Linked DNA regions of Homo sapiens: region 1 is linked to region 2. The links are chromatin loops, found by intact Hi-C in ENCODE. Cell type or tissue: GM12878. All regions are shown on one strand. Links, peaks and the distances in the headings refer to the core of each region. The heading gives the core; the rest is flanking DNA.

Evidence for each region. Hi-C counts contacts between places; a loop is a spot of excess contacts. Peaks named below come from ENCODE experiments on the same cell type or tissue, not always from the same donor. Only the 100,000 strongest peaks of a DNase experiment are listed, where the experiment ranks them.
Region 1: it touches region 2 in a loop (2.3-fold over the local background); 2 of 110 quality-filtered maps call a loop at or near these places.

Annotation. Positions count from the first base shown.
Region 1 is chr11:88,177,173-88,184,099 of GRCh38, forward strand. No RefSeq gene overlaps it. Among named protein-coding and RNA genes, the nearest start is that of MIR3166, 4.1 kb to the left of the region's middle. In GM12878, for the core only: no CTCF peak of the experiment used is centred there; DNase peaks (open chromatin) are centred at 2,209 and 2,989.
Region 2 is chr11:88,300,463-88,307,032 of GRCh38, forward strand. CTSC (cathepsin C) reads right to left here. Exons shown (of 7, transcript NM_001814.6): 5 at 68-183. Among named protein-coding and RNA genes, the nearest start is that of CTSC, 34 kb to the right of the region's middle. RefSeq lists an enhancer at 2,942-3,001. In GM12878, for the core only: no CTCF peak of the experiment used is centred there; a DNase peak (open chromatin) is centred at 1,329; H3K4me3 peaks cover 830 bases; H3K27ac peaks cover 2,378 bases.

The DNA of each region.
Region 1 (6,927 bases), core at 652-3,151, 120 kb before region 2:
CATCAACGAAAGGAGAATGATAATACCTATGGCAGGGCATGGTTGCTCATGATTGTAATCCAAGCACTTTGGGAGGCTGAGGTGGGTGAATCACTTGAGGTCAGGAGTTCAAGACCAGCCTGGCCAACATGGTGAAACCCGTCTCTACTAAAAATACAAAAATTAGCCGGGCGTGGTGGCAGGTGACTATAATCCCAGCTACTTGAGAGGCTGAGACAGGAGACTATCTTGAACCAGGGATGCAGAGGTTGCAGTGAGCCAAGATCACACCATTGCTCTCCAGCCTGGGTAACCTGAGCAAGACTCTATCTCTAAATAAATAAATAAATAAATAAATAAATAAATACAAATGAAATTGTTGATAAAATGCTGGGTCCATAGTAGGTGGTAAATAAATTGTAGCTATTACTATGAAATGAGGGACAAGCTTAAAATACTGTCCACAGGCACTGTCCTGTGCAGTTTCATCTTTCCTCAGAGAGTAACTCAGAAGTTTTGCTCAGAATGGACACTAAGTGACAGTGTGTAGAATTGCAGTCGTTTGTGTTTTATTGAAGTGCTTAGCTGGGTAGGCCTCATTTACTGGTTTCCACCCATGCGAGGACACACCAAGAAGATCACATCTAACAAGTGAGACAAATACTCTACCTGCTTAAAGAATTAGCCAACAATGTCACCTCACTTCCCAGGGAGGGGAATTCAGTAGCCCAAGATGCTTAAGCCATTCTAAATGCCTGCAAAATTAGGGAGGATGACAAAATGAGACCTTTGCCAGCTCTAAAATCCTGGGTCTGTAAATCTGAGAGACAGGCTTTGTCTGGCCAACAAGCTCCTGGGGTAGAAACAAGGTAGGAGTTTGAGACATCTTGTGGGCCAGCCTTCAAAATTATACCCAACCCAACTTTCTTACCAGCCCCGTACTGTTTTCCCAAGCCTGGTCCCGGCAGAGTCATCCTCACCCTTATCTGTTCTCTTTTGAGCAAGAGCATATTGGAACATCAGACATTTGGATTTATGAGGTAGGACAGGCAGGGCAAAGTTCAGGATTTCTGGTCCTGAAGCTGATAAAATTGGAGGAAGTAGCTTTTTGAGCAAAAGAATGCAAAATCAAAAATATATAATTAGGTCTAGGGCCTTGGAAGGGGTCCTGAAGCTTCAGTTTTATTGCCTCTCTGGGGGTAGGAGATTCCTCTCTCAGGGACAGCAGCCAACCATGGTGAGCAAGTTCCTTGGCCAGGCAGGAAGTATGTGCAGTTTTGTTTCCAGCCGTACTCATTTAGGTCTCATGATCATTCTTCACAGTGGGAAGAAATTACTCTCGGTTTATATTTTTAAGACTTTTAGATTACAGTAGCTTGGTAAGCACCCCAGCCTAGCAGTTCAGTAAAATCTTCGTAAAAGGCGCCTAGGTCTCTGAACCTGAAAGTCCCTTGGGTAAAATGAGGGAGTTAGGTTGCAAGATCTCTGGAAAGTCCTTTGGACTCTAAAATATCAGAATTCTGGGTCTTCTAGACATTGTCTAGTAGGAGTGACACCCTAGCTGATTCTAGTCACCCCACAAGAGCACCACTGCCAAAGAGGTGATGTTTTCTCTCCTCTTTTAGGTTTGGAAGAAAGGCCATCTCAAAGCAAACATGATGCCATAGTTCTCCTCTGGTTTCATGGTGCTATTCTTTCCTCTGCTGCTGTACATTTTCCCACAAGACAAAGGCAATCCAAGAACATTCTTTTTGGAGGACAAACCTTCATGTACTCCCCTTCCTTGCTTTGAACTTATTTTCTACACTCAGAACTAGGCTGCAGACAGGGAGCCAGGTAGCCAGGGACAAACTATAAACTGGATCAAGCCAGACAGTGAATAGATGGAAAGGATATTATCAAGCAGCTAGACCATTCTTGCCTCCTCTTTCATTCAACCCTGTCCCCTGCAATTATGATGCTTCTTCAGAACCTATCTTCCCCAACCTGAACATATACCTGTCAAGATGGCTTAGGATTATCAGGAGGATCTCAGCTTTTTCTGACACAAAAGATCCAGTGCTTCCTCCCCATGGAGAGAACAGCTGTGCCATTCGTCCCCCTCCCAGCAGCCACACTGCACCATGGAAACCTGTTCTCCACAGTAATTCTCAAAACATCTCTGGTGATGTTTTGACAAGCTTACTACCCTCAAATTGCTAAACCACAGCACATCTTCTCACCAAGGTCGGGAAGGCTGATGACTCAAGTTTGTAAAAGGTGTGTGAGACCACAAAGTGCTCAGAATTCAAGCCAAGAATGATATCCCAGAAGGCACAGCATTAGGTTTCTCTTAGTCTCCATTCCCTTTCTGTCCAATGTGGGTACTTAGTCTTATGAAATGGAAAAACTACAATGATTGCAAATTGCTTTGCAAATGTAAACTTGAAGGGACAAACCCTCATGTTTTCCTCCTAGAGCTGCTGTGTTTGGTGAGCCCCTGTGAAGTCACATTATTTGCTTTTGCCATTAAGAGAGCCATGGGGAGTTATTCATTAGCTTATGTGAGCTTTTAATTATTGCTCTGAAGAAATATGTAAATGACTGCAAGATGGGGTCCCAAGGGCTCTGTTATAGAAAAGGTAATCTAATTTTTCTTAGATTAATACAAGAAATATATCTTACAACAGATGAATTTTACTCTGCAAAAGGCCTGGAAGAAATGACCATATATTTTATCATTCAAACTATGACTCTTGAGAGTGAAAGGGGGCACTATGAATAATTACACCAAACAACAGGAACAAGCCAGGACTTTCCTAAAGAATATTCATTCCTAAAGAAGAGGGAGAAGTTGAGGCTCTCAAATGAGATCTACAGCTATAGGGGCTTTGGAAAATTCTCCTAAACCACAATTTTAATAAATAGGTCTGCCAAGTTAAAGTTGCAGCTTATTTCTTTCTTGTCTTCAAAAAGTTCTCTCTTTACCCACTAGGCTTGTCTGAAACCTGTGCTAACTTGCAATTTGAGTCATCTAGTATTGATTCAGGATTGCAGCAGATGTCTAGAAGTAGGAAGCAACTTTTGGGTTATTTGGAGAGAGGCCAAGATGGATTCTGTATGGGATGTTCTTGAAATAAATACTCTTCAGTCTATGAGAAATTTCTGGCTAGATTTTTTTCCAGAAAAAAAAAGACTACAATAGGATATTTACGGGTTATCATGAGAAACTGATTGTAAGTGCATTTTTTAACCCACCAGTAGTATGAATCAAGAAAACCAGAGTATGACCTAAACCATTTTCAGCAGTGTATTTATCACCAACTAAAATTATGTGCCTTAGCTGTGCCAGACAGGCATGGCTGAATCGGGGTGTATTTTTCTACTAACACATCTAACATGGATGAGTGGAAATAAGCTATGGAATGGCCGAAAGGCAAGCATCTGAGAACATGGAGAAAAATGATTCTGTATGTACTAGAATTTCAACTTCCTTATCCTGGGAACCTACAATGAGCTAAGCCCTTTATCTTGGTAAGTTTATTTGATCTTCACGACCACTCTGTAGCAAGTATCTTCACTTTATAATGAGGGAAATAGGGCTCAAAGAATTTAAATAATTTTTCCAAAGTCACAGATATGGAGTGACAGCATGAGAATCGTAACCAGTAATTCCTAAATCTGTGCTTTTTCTACTATACCACACTCCTTTAGCATGTGATAAATTCCAGGTCCAGGCTTCTACTGTAGCTTTGTTTCTGCTATGCTACTAAATATTCAGGCTATAAAGAAAAGAGATTGATTCTATTTCCATTTGATAAAGTCTTAACTATGCAGGGAAACAGCCAATAAAGGAAGAAAAGAAAAATCTATGATTCAAAGATAAAAGGATATATCCCATAATCTCTCACCAACTCGGGCAGAAAGTCAACACAAGTAAAAGTGGCATGCTGTGCATTTGTGGGGAGAGGTCTGACCCAGTGCACATAGAGAGCATATACAAGGAATCTACTTCTGTTGCTCTCAGAGAAGGCGATAGGATAGTACTGAGGCTGTACAGTGAATGAACCCCTATTCCATAATGGGTGATGACAGAGAGACTGGTAGGGTCTAGCTCAGAAGGTTAACGCAAGAAAATTACTGACAGACCATCACAGCATAAACGAAGAAATATTTATGTACAAAGCATTGTAACAGAGTTTTTTGAGGATCAGGGTCAGAAGAAAGGTCTCACGTTTATCTCAAAGAGTGTATAAGATATAAGTCCCTGCCATCAAAAATGCTTCCATTCTGGTTAAAGCATCAGCATGTATACACATGACCTTCTGCCTTCCACTCTGACCTTCTTAGACTCCTTCACAACTTCCCTTCTTTTCTGCCCATCCACTAAAGTTTGCTATTCTTCATCCTTGGGACTCTGACTTTCCCTGCTTGAGCTCATCTACTCCTGTGACAATAGAGCAAATGGGGTTAGGAACTCTGGAATCAGGTGAGCTTACCTGATTTCACATTCAAGTTCTACCACTACCCAGTCATAAGAACTTTGTAAAGTAGTTTAACTTTTGCAAGCTTGTCCCTTCATGTATAAAATGAGGATAATAATTTTAACCTCCTATTTTTTTTTTGAGAAGACCAAATAAAATTCTGTGAAGTGCTTAGCATAGTGCTTGGCCCAGGATATGCACTGAAAAGAACATGTTGTTAAACTATCAAATGTCTGCTGATGATTTCTATATCTGTATTTAAAACACAACCTTACTCCTGCATTCCATAAACTTGTTCCAACTGCCCGTTGGGCATTTCTACCAGGCTTTCTGGCAGACAGTTTAAATGCAACATGTGCAAAACTGAACTCATTATCTACCCTAACAGACTTGTTCCCTTTCCTGTATTCCTGGTTTTTGGTCAGTGGTTCCACCCTCACCAAAGTCTACCAAGCTCAAAAACTCAGTCACTCTTGATTCCTCTCTCTTTGTTACCCATCTCAGACAAATTCCTGACAGCATTTCCACTACTTCACAAAATTACTATTATAACAAAAAGGTGAATATTTATGCATTATTATTGTGGAGAAAGGACCTTTGAATATTATGTGAAAGGCAGAAATAATAAAAGGAAAAAAAAAAAACTAAACGTGTAGACATTAACAATTACCAGAAGCAAGAAAAATGATACTTTCAGAATGAGAAAAATTTTACAACATTTAAGACAGGCAAAAGGAAATATACCTTATATTAAATTGTTCTAATAATTTTTTAAACACTAAATTAGATAAAGATATAAATAAGCAATTGACCACACAAGACAAACAAAAAGCCAATAATGTGAAAAGTGTATTTTTCACTAGGATAGTAATAAAAGTATGAAAATTAAGCAATAATGTAATACCATTTTTTACTTTTTAAATTGACAAATATATTTTAGTACTAAAAATATCCAATTTTGATGAGAATGTAAAAAATGGATACTATCATATGATCCTGTGGTGGGACTAACATAAGAAAAAGTTGTTAAAGGGAAATGTGGTTATATGTATCAAAAACCTTAAAATGCATGTGCCCTTTGTTAATTCCATTTTTAGGAATTTATGGTAAGGAAATCACTAAAGATGTATGTGACGATTTAGCTTTAAGAATTCCGATTGCAGTGTTGCTTATAAAAACAAAAATTCACAACTCCCTAAATACACATGAGGTTAAATATTGTAATGGTATACGTATGTGCTGGCACATTATACAGCCTTTATAAACAATGTTGAAGAAAATATTGCAGCTGGAAAAATGTTCACAATTTTTTTCATAACATTTTTAAATGGGAGGTCAACAAATCACAAAAAGTTAGAGTCCCCAATTTAGCATAAAATACATAATTTCCATTTTACACAAACATGCACACATTGTCGATGGAAAAAAGGTACAGAAAATTATGTACCCACATATTAGAGTTTATCTCTGGATAGTGAGATTATTGCTTCTTTTTTATATATTTTCCTGCTTTTCTATATTCATTTCATTTTTATGGAAATGTTATTGATATCAAAAGAAGAAAACAAAGTTAAAGTCAAATGTGTACTGAATAGGTCTTGGATGAGGATTTCCAGTGGCTCCTGTTCCAGGTTTCAGCATTCAGTGTGTAGAGACAATGAAGTTTCCTGTCTGGCCACCAAGTGCTGGGTGTTTTAGGTTTCAGTATTTTTCTAGCCAACCTTTCTCATTCTGATCACACTAATCTTATCAGCGCTGAGAGGTGTGCCCTCCTAAGGGAACCAACGCACTATTTCATGGGTGGCATGATCAGGCTGATACTCCAAAACCAGTTAGACAAGGTACTCACGCTGTCCTGGAGTGTCTCTGCCATAGTAGCCCTGGCTTAGCTCATGAAGACAAGCTCCATGTGCCTGAAAGGGAATTGACTGTCTCTTCCCAATTTGGATTGAAATTCCCACCAGGGTCACCAATATCCAAACCTTGATATCATCTTCACTTCTTTTCTGCTTGTGCCCTACTTTTCCATTTCAACACCAACTTGCAAATTCTTCTCTCCGGTGTCTCTTTCATTCATGCTGTCATTTCAGTCCCTCTTAATATCTCATCAAGTAGTTGTTCCCTAAGGACATCTTCCTGATTCAGTTTCCCCTGCTTTTTCCTATCCCTTACCACTCTCAGATCAATCTTCAAAAATAAATTACTACAAGCTGGGCATGTTGGCATCTGCCTGTAGTCCCAACTACTGGGAGGCTGAAGTGGGAGGTTCACTTTAGCCCAGGAGTTCAAGTCCAGACTGGGCAACATAGCAAGACCCTGCCTCTAAAAAGTAAAATAAAATAAAGTTACTACTGCAATAGGACACTCACTCCTCTTATCCCAACCTCTGAACTTATGTGTGAGAGGAATACATTGTTTGGTTTAACCTTTGGATGAGTTGGGTTTTCTGTTTATGCAGCCAAACCAAACCTTAAATGATAAATCT
Region 2 (6,570 bases), core at 1-2,500:
ACACAGAGCAACTGTTCAATAAATAGTTCCAAACAAATTAACAAAAAACTTAGGCTTATTTTTTTACCTTGGTTTCGAACAGGACTGACAAAATTGATACCATGAACATTTCTCCAGTCCCAAGATGTTGGCAAATGCAAAATCTTTTGCTGTATTTCAGCAGTCAGTGGTGCAGGTTTGGGCCTAGAAAGGAAATATACATTTGATATCAACATATAATCTTTCCTTTGAGGATGATTTCCTAAACTCTACTATAATTCTATGATTTCAGCTACCAGACTAGCTAGGATCTAGATTCAGACCCAGAGCACCTGTTTTATGAGTGATTCAATGTGTCAATTACACAATGGAGTTGTGTAAATGGCTTTCATTCGCTGTTTCTTTTTCAGGATCTAGTATTGATAATTTTCCTTTGTGAAATGACACTGGTTTTGTATATCACTGTGATGTTATTTTTAGTTTGCCTGAATAGCTGCATTCTTACTCATTTTTGAAAGATTTTTGACCAAGAAAGAGATGAGAAGTAGAAGACATAAGAAGGGTTTAGAGAAAACAGAGGAATCACTGATGTTTGACTTAGGAGACAGACACATTGGTAGTGAGGTGGCTGTAAAAGAAGTGAAGTTGGCAAAGGGAAAAAAGGGTCTATGTGAGGCAGGAGAACAGGTTCTGGAGGCAGGGAACATAAGGCCAATTCACACTGACTTCCTAGAACTAAATAAAGTGGAAACACTTCAGCAATGGCAGGAATGCGAAGGGCTTTGTCACTTCACTTCATCCTCTCCGTTTACATGGGCCACAACCCCCAGGAGTAACACCCTCTCCATTAACACAAGGCCTATACTGAGTAAATGACTTTGTAACTTAACTCCACCCTCTTCATTTACATAAGGCATACACCAGGTAACCAATGGGAAACCTCTAGACGGTATTGAAACCCCAGAAAATTCTGTAACCAGGGCCTTGAATCATTTACTTAGGCCCACTCCCATCCTGTGGAGTGTGCTTTCATTTTCAATAAATCTCCGCTTTTGTTGCTTCATTCTTTCCTTGCCTCATTTGTGAGTTTTGTCCAATTCTTTGTTCAAGAAGCCAAGAACCTGGACACCCTCAACCAGTAACAAGCATAACACAGGCTGACTAGCTCCGTAAACAACAGATAAAACTGTTTCATTATAGAACCACACCTTATATGACAGTGTTGGGCTGTAAGACACACAAAGGAGAGTTGCCTAGGCCCATGAATGAACGGACATTTTTGGGAAGTGAGAAAATTGTTCTAACAGCTTCTCTGTATTAGCGATTTCACACATACATACACATGCACACACACACAAACACACGCGCGCACACACACACACACACACACACACAGAGAGAGAACCACAGCTTTAGACACATTCGACTTCTTGGAGTTTCCCCAAGACTGCCAAATGGCCTCTCTGTTCTATATCTTTATGCTGCTGCTCCTGTAACCTCAAGTGCCTGTTGCTCACCACTTAAAACTCCCCTAAGAGTTTTTCCCTAACTTGTAATTTTCAAAACTGCTCATAAAGTAGCCTCCACTCACCAGCCCCCAGCGAAAACTCACTTCCTCTCTCTCTCTGCTCCTTCAAATTTGTTTTTAGGGCACTAGTCACAATGTGGTAAAAATTATTTTTTGTTACTATAAACTATTTGAATTTCTTATTCAACTGGGCATTGTCATATCACACTGTTCTAGTTTTTCAGTGGTTACCAGATGTTTTTTACTAGGCTAAAATTTAGTCAATGGCAAAGATTCTTTCTGGGCTACTTCATGCCCTCTGCACCTATCCACAAATGGTCCCGTCTCTCACAGCTTCTCTTAGATATAACACAGGTTAAGAATACATGACAAGGGGCCAGGCGCGGTGGCTCACGCCTGTAATCCCAGCATTGGGAGGCCGAGGCGGGCGGATCACGAGGTCAGGAGATTGAGACCATCCTGGCTAACACAGTGAAACCCCGTCCCTACTAAAAATACAAAAAAAAATTAGCTGGGCGTGGTGGCGGGTGCCTGTAGTCCCAGCTACTCGGGAGGCTGAGGCAGGAGAATGGCATGAACCCAGGAGGTGGAGCTTGCAGTGAGCCGAGATTGCACCACTGCACTCCAGCCCGGGTGACAGAGCAAGACTCCGCCTCAAAAAAAAAAAAAAAAAAAAAAAAAAGAATACATGACAAAATGGAACTGAGATGAAACAAAGAGAAAAACAACAACGATTTCTTCAAAAATAGCAATTGTAACCTTGACAATTGTATAGATTACACAAACACTAGTTAATTGTTCACTAATTTTTTCTCCTAAGCCAGTCACATTGGTTGAAGATATACATGATACAGAGATAAATATGAGATGGTCATTAACAATATGGAAGACAATGTTAAGAGACATAATATACACAAAGATTACTATAACAAGTTACAGTAATGCTATAAAACACACAATTTGGACAAAGTCTATATAATCAAGGATCATAAAAATCTGTGCCTCATAGGTAATTTTATATATAGGGTGAGAGAAAAAACAAAGCTTGGACATTTCTTCTAAGATGTATAAATAAAAACTAAGATGCAAACAAACCATTTCCATCTTTGAATGGAAATAGTTTCTGTGGTTTCACATTGAGAGAGTATGTTGAAGAAGAAACTCAATTTTTTTTTAATTCTCTCACTGAACACTATCAACTGTCAACACAAAAGACTTCTGTGATCAAATGCATGTGGGTTTTTCCCCACAAATCAAGCAAGCAACCAATTTCACAGTGAATACTAGCTGGGTGTCCTCCAATCCAGTTTTGACACTGTGTACTTAGAGATGGCATCAGATCTCACAGGCTGAGGGCTCCGTCCCACAAAACTGCCCCCTACTTCTCATGCCAATTGAAAGCCCTAGGTTGTTTACCTGTGCTTCTGGCCAACCAGCTATAATGTGGGGATCCTATGACACCCTCCTTGGGTTCAATTAATTTGCTAGAGTGACTCACAGAACTCAGAGAAATACTAACTAATGTTTAGTGGTTTATTATAAAAGATACTACAAATGAAACAGATGAAGAAATGAGTAGGGCAAGGTATGGGGGAAGGGGCACACAGCTTCCATGCCCTCCCTGAACACGCCACCCTCCAGGAACTTCCACTTGTTCAGCTATCTGGAAGCTCTCTGCACCCTGTCCTTGTGAGCCTTATATGGGGACTTCATCAAATAGGCACAACTGACAACCATGTAGAGATGTGACTGGACATAAAGGGAATGATGTAAACACAGCAAGGCCTGTCCAGATTCTTCTGAGCCTCTCTCTGTTCAGTGTTCCTTCCTTTAGGGTATGACACAGGACATCTTTGGAAATGAAGGTCTTATGACCCAAGATCAGAAAGGCAGGAGAAGATTAGAGTGCTGCCCTGGGCAGGTGAGAGGAGGGCGGAAGAAGATCAGAGAGAGAGAGAGAGAGAGACTCTGTTTTCTGAGGCCTACTTCTGAGGCCTAATGTGCCCCAACGTTAAAAGATAGTGACAAGGGCTATGGGAGTTATGAGCCAGGAACTGTGGACAAAATCTAGTATGTGTTAACTAGTTGTCTTGTTTAAACCTAAGAATATACTAATATAAAGGATAAAAAAGAAATTTAAGTTTGGCAGCATAATGTAATTTCAGGGCATATGATTTTATCACTTACTATCTGTGTAACATTTGGCAAGGAACCTAACATTACAAAACTACAGTTCACTTCTATTAAAGTGGGTATAATCATGCTTACCTCAAAGGGTTGTTATGAAAATTCAATGTAATAATGGGTAACAAGTGCTTAGAACAGTGTTTTTCTCTGATAAGTCCTTAATAAAATGGCAGCTGTTATGAAGATAACATTCATATCATTAACAGGACTAAATAAGATGCTGATACAGTTTAAAGCAATTATCTGGCACAAAACAGTCATTACAATATTAAGTTCCTTTTTTCTACCATCCTATAAGGCAGAGATTTGCCCATCATTGCACACACAAACAAAACAAAAACAGTGTGAGAACTGAGGCTTAATGATGTTGTCAAAGGTGTTTGACCCAGAGCAACTCCATCTTGAATAGGAGCTGGGTAAGATGAGGCTGAGACCTACTGGGCTGCATTCCCAGACAGTTAAGGCATTCTAAGTCATAGAATGAGATAGGAGGTCAGCACAAGATTCAGGTCATAAAGACCTTGCTGATAGAACAGACAGGCTGCAGTAAAGAAGCCAGCTAAAACCCACCAAAACCAAGATGGCGATGAGAGTGACCTCTGGTCTTCCTCACTGCTACACTCCCACCAGCACCATGACAGTTTAAGAATGCCATGACAGGCCAGGTTTGGTGGCTCACATCTGTAATTGCAGCACTTTGGGAGGCCAAGGTAGGCAGATCACCTGAAGTCAGGAGTTCAAGACCAGCCTGGCCAACATGGCAAAACCCTGTTTCAACTAAAAATACAAAAATTGGCTGGGCATGGTGGGTCATGCCTGTAATCCCAGCTACTTGGGAGGCTGAGGCAGGAGAATCATTTAAACCCAGGAGGCAGAGGTTGCAGTGAGCCAAGATTGCTTTACCGCACTCCAGCCTGGACAACACAGTGAGACTCTGTCAAAAAAAAAAAAGAATGCCATGACAATGTCAGGAAGTTACCCTCTATGGTCTAAAAAGGGGAGGCATGAATAATCCATCCCTTGTTTAGCATACAATCAAGAAATAACCATAAAAATGGACAACCAGCTGCCCTCAGGGCTGCTCTGTCTATGGAGTAGCCATTCTTTTATTCCTTTACTTTCTTAATAAACTTGCTTTCACTTTGCATTGAGGACTCGCCCTAAATTCTTTCTTGCACAAGATCCAAGAGCCCTCTCTTGGGGTCTGGATCAGGACCCCTTTCCAGTAACACTGTGAAAATGAAGAGAGAGCAAGAGGAGTCTGGGGGATAAAAAGGTGAGAATTACAAACATTTTGAGTACAAGATACAGGATTGGCTCTTAATCTTTTGGCCCACATTCTTTACAAATCTAGTGAAAGCTCTAGATTCAGAAATGCTCATAAACAATAAATGCTGTCTGTAATTTCAGCAGTTTCAAAGACTCCCTATATCTCAAGTTAAGAATCTTTGAGAGTTTCTATTACGTCATTGGATTCTTAGAACAGAACTAATTTATAAACAAAAATGCTAGTGAAAAATCAGGAAGCCAGATTATAATATCTGCTTTCATATTTCCTACTTCACTCAATTCCATCTCCTTATCTTAAACCTTCTATAAAGCTTTAGTCATGAAAACAGTCCTTCATAAACCCAGCCCTTGTCTAAAACAAAAGTGGTTGGCTGGAGGGAGAAGGGAGCTTTAGCAGGAGTCCTCAGAAACATAGCATATGACACTTGGTAAAGCAGCTGTGACTGAGGCTCCCATCTTTCAGGCAGGAGCCACAGTCTCCCTAGGCTCAAGTGCTAACACTCCTCCTCTTGATGCTTGTTTGGATTTTTGTTGTTGAATAGATCTCAGCTTCCTGTCTCATGCAGATACATTAAGACACATTAGGACTTCACTTTGGTGAATTTGAGAAGGGGATATGATATGCTCCGTTTTCCAATTTTGATTAACTAGAGCATTTCACAGACAAGAAATTCTCTAGAATAAACTTGGAGAAATACTGCAAAAGATTCTTTTAAGAAAGGGGTAGAATTATGGGAGGATGCCATCAGTTGGACAGGAAAAACCTTCACATAGTCTCACAGTTGAAAAATGCCACACCTTAGCATTATTAGTCTGCAGATGAAAAAGTTAGTAATGTTGATATGGACAGGAGACAGGGAAATACTGGGTAGAAGAGGGTGGTCCCTCAGCAAAGGCCCCACCCTCAAGCCTGAAGACCTAAGGCCCTAAGAGAAGACAGGCATTTCTGTTTTCACACCAAAAAAGGTGCCTTTTGGCCCGCCATGCCCCCCATCCTTCCCCCATATAAACCCAAAATCTTAGCAGGCACAGATACAAGGAGCTGAACATCCAGAGGAGCAGAGGAACAGAGCGGCACAGAGCTGTGGAGAGTGGTGGGACAGCACAGCAGAAAAGGAGGGAAGAGGTATTTGAACCCAGAGGAGAACAGGAACAAGTGGACTCCAGGGGAAGAACACCTTTCCCCTCCATCCTCCTTCTCTGGCTGAGAGTCGTCTCGCGGAGAGCCACCTCCACCACTCAATAAAACCTTGTGCTCATCCTTCCAGCCCACGTGTGATCCAATTCTTCTGGTACACTGAGCAAGAACTTAGGCTGTCACATTGGACCCCTGCCCTTGCAATAAGGCATGGGGTCTAATGACCTGATTAACACAAGCCATCTGCAGACGGCTAAGCTGAAAGAGCACACTGTAACACATGCCCACTTGGGCTTCAGGAGTCTCCAACATCCACTCCTAGACACTGCTGTGGGGCCAGAGCCCAAAAGCACCCCCCATGGCCTCTGCACCTGCCCCTCTGCATGCTCCCCCTAGGGGTTTGGGTGGTAGGGCAAGGGCAACCAAAGGTGTGAGAAGCCACACCTCT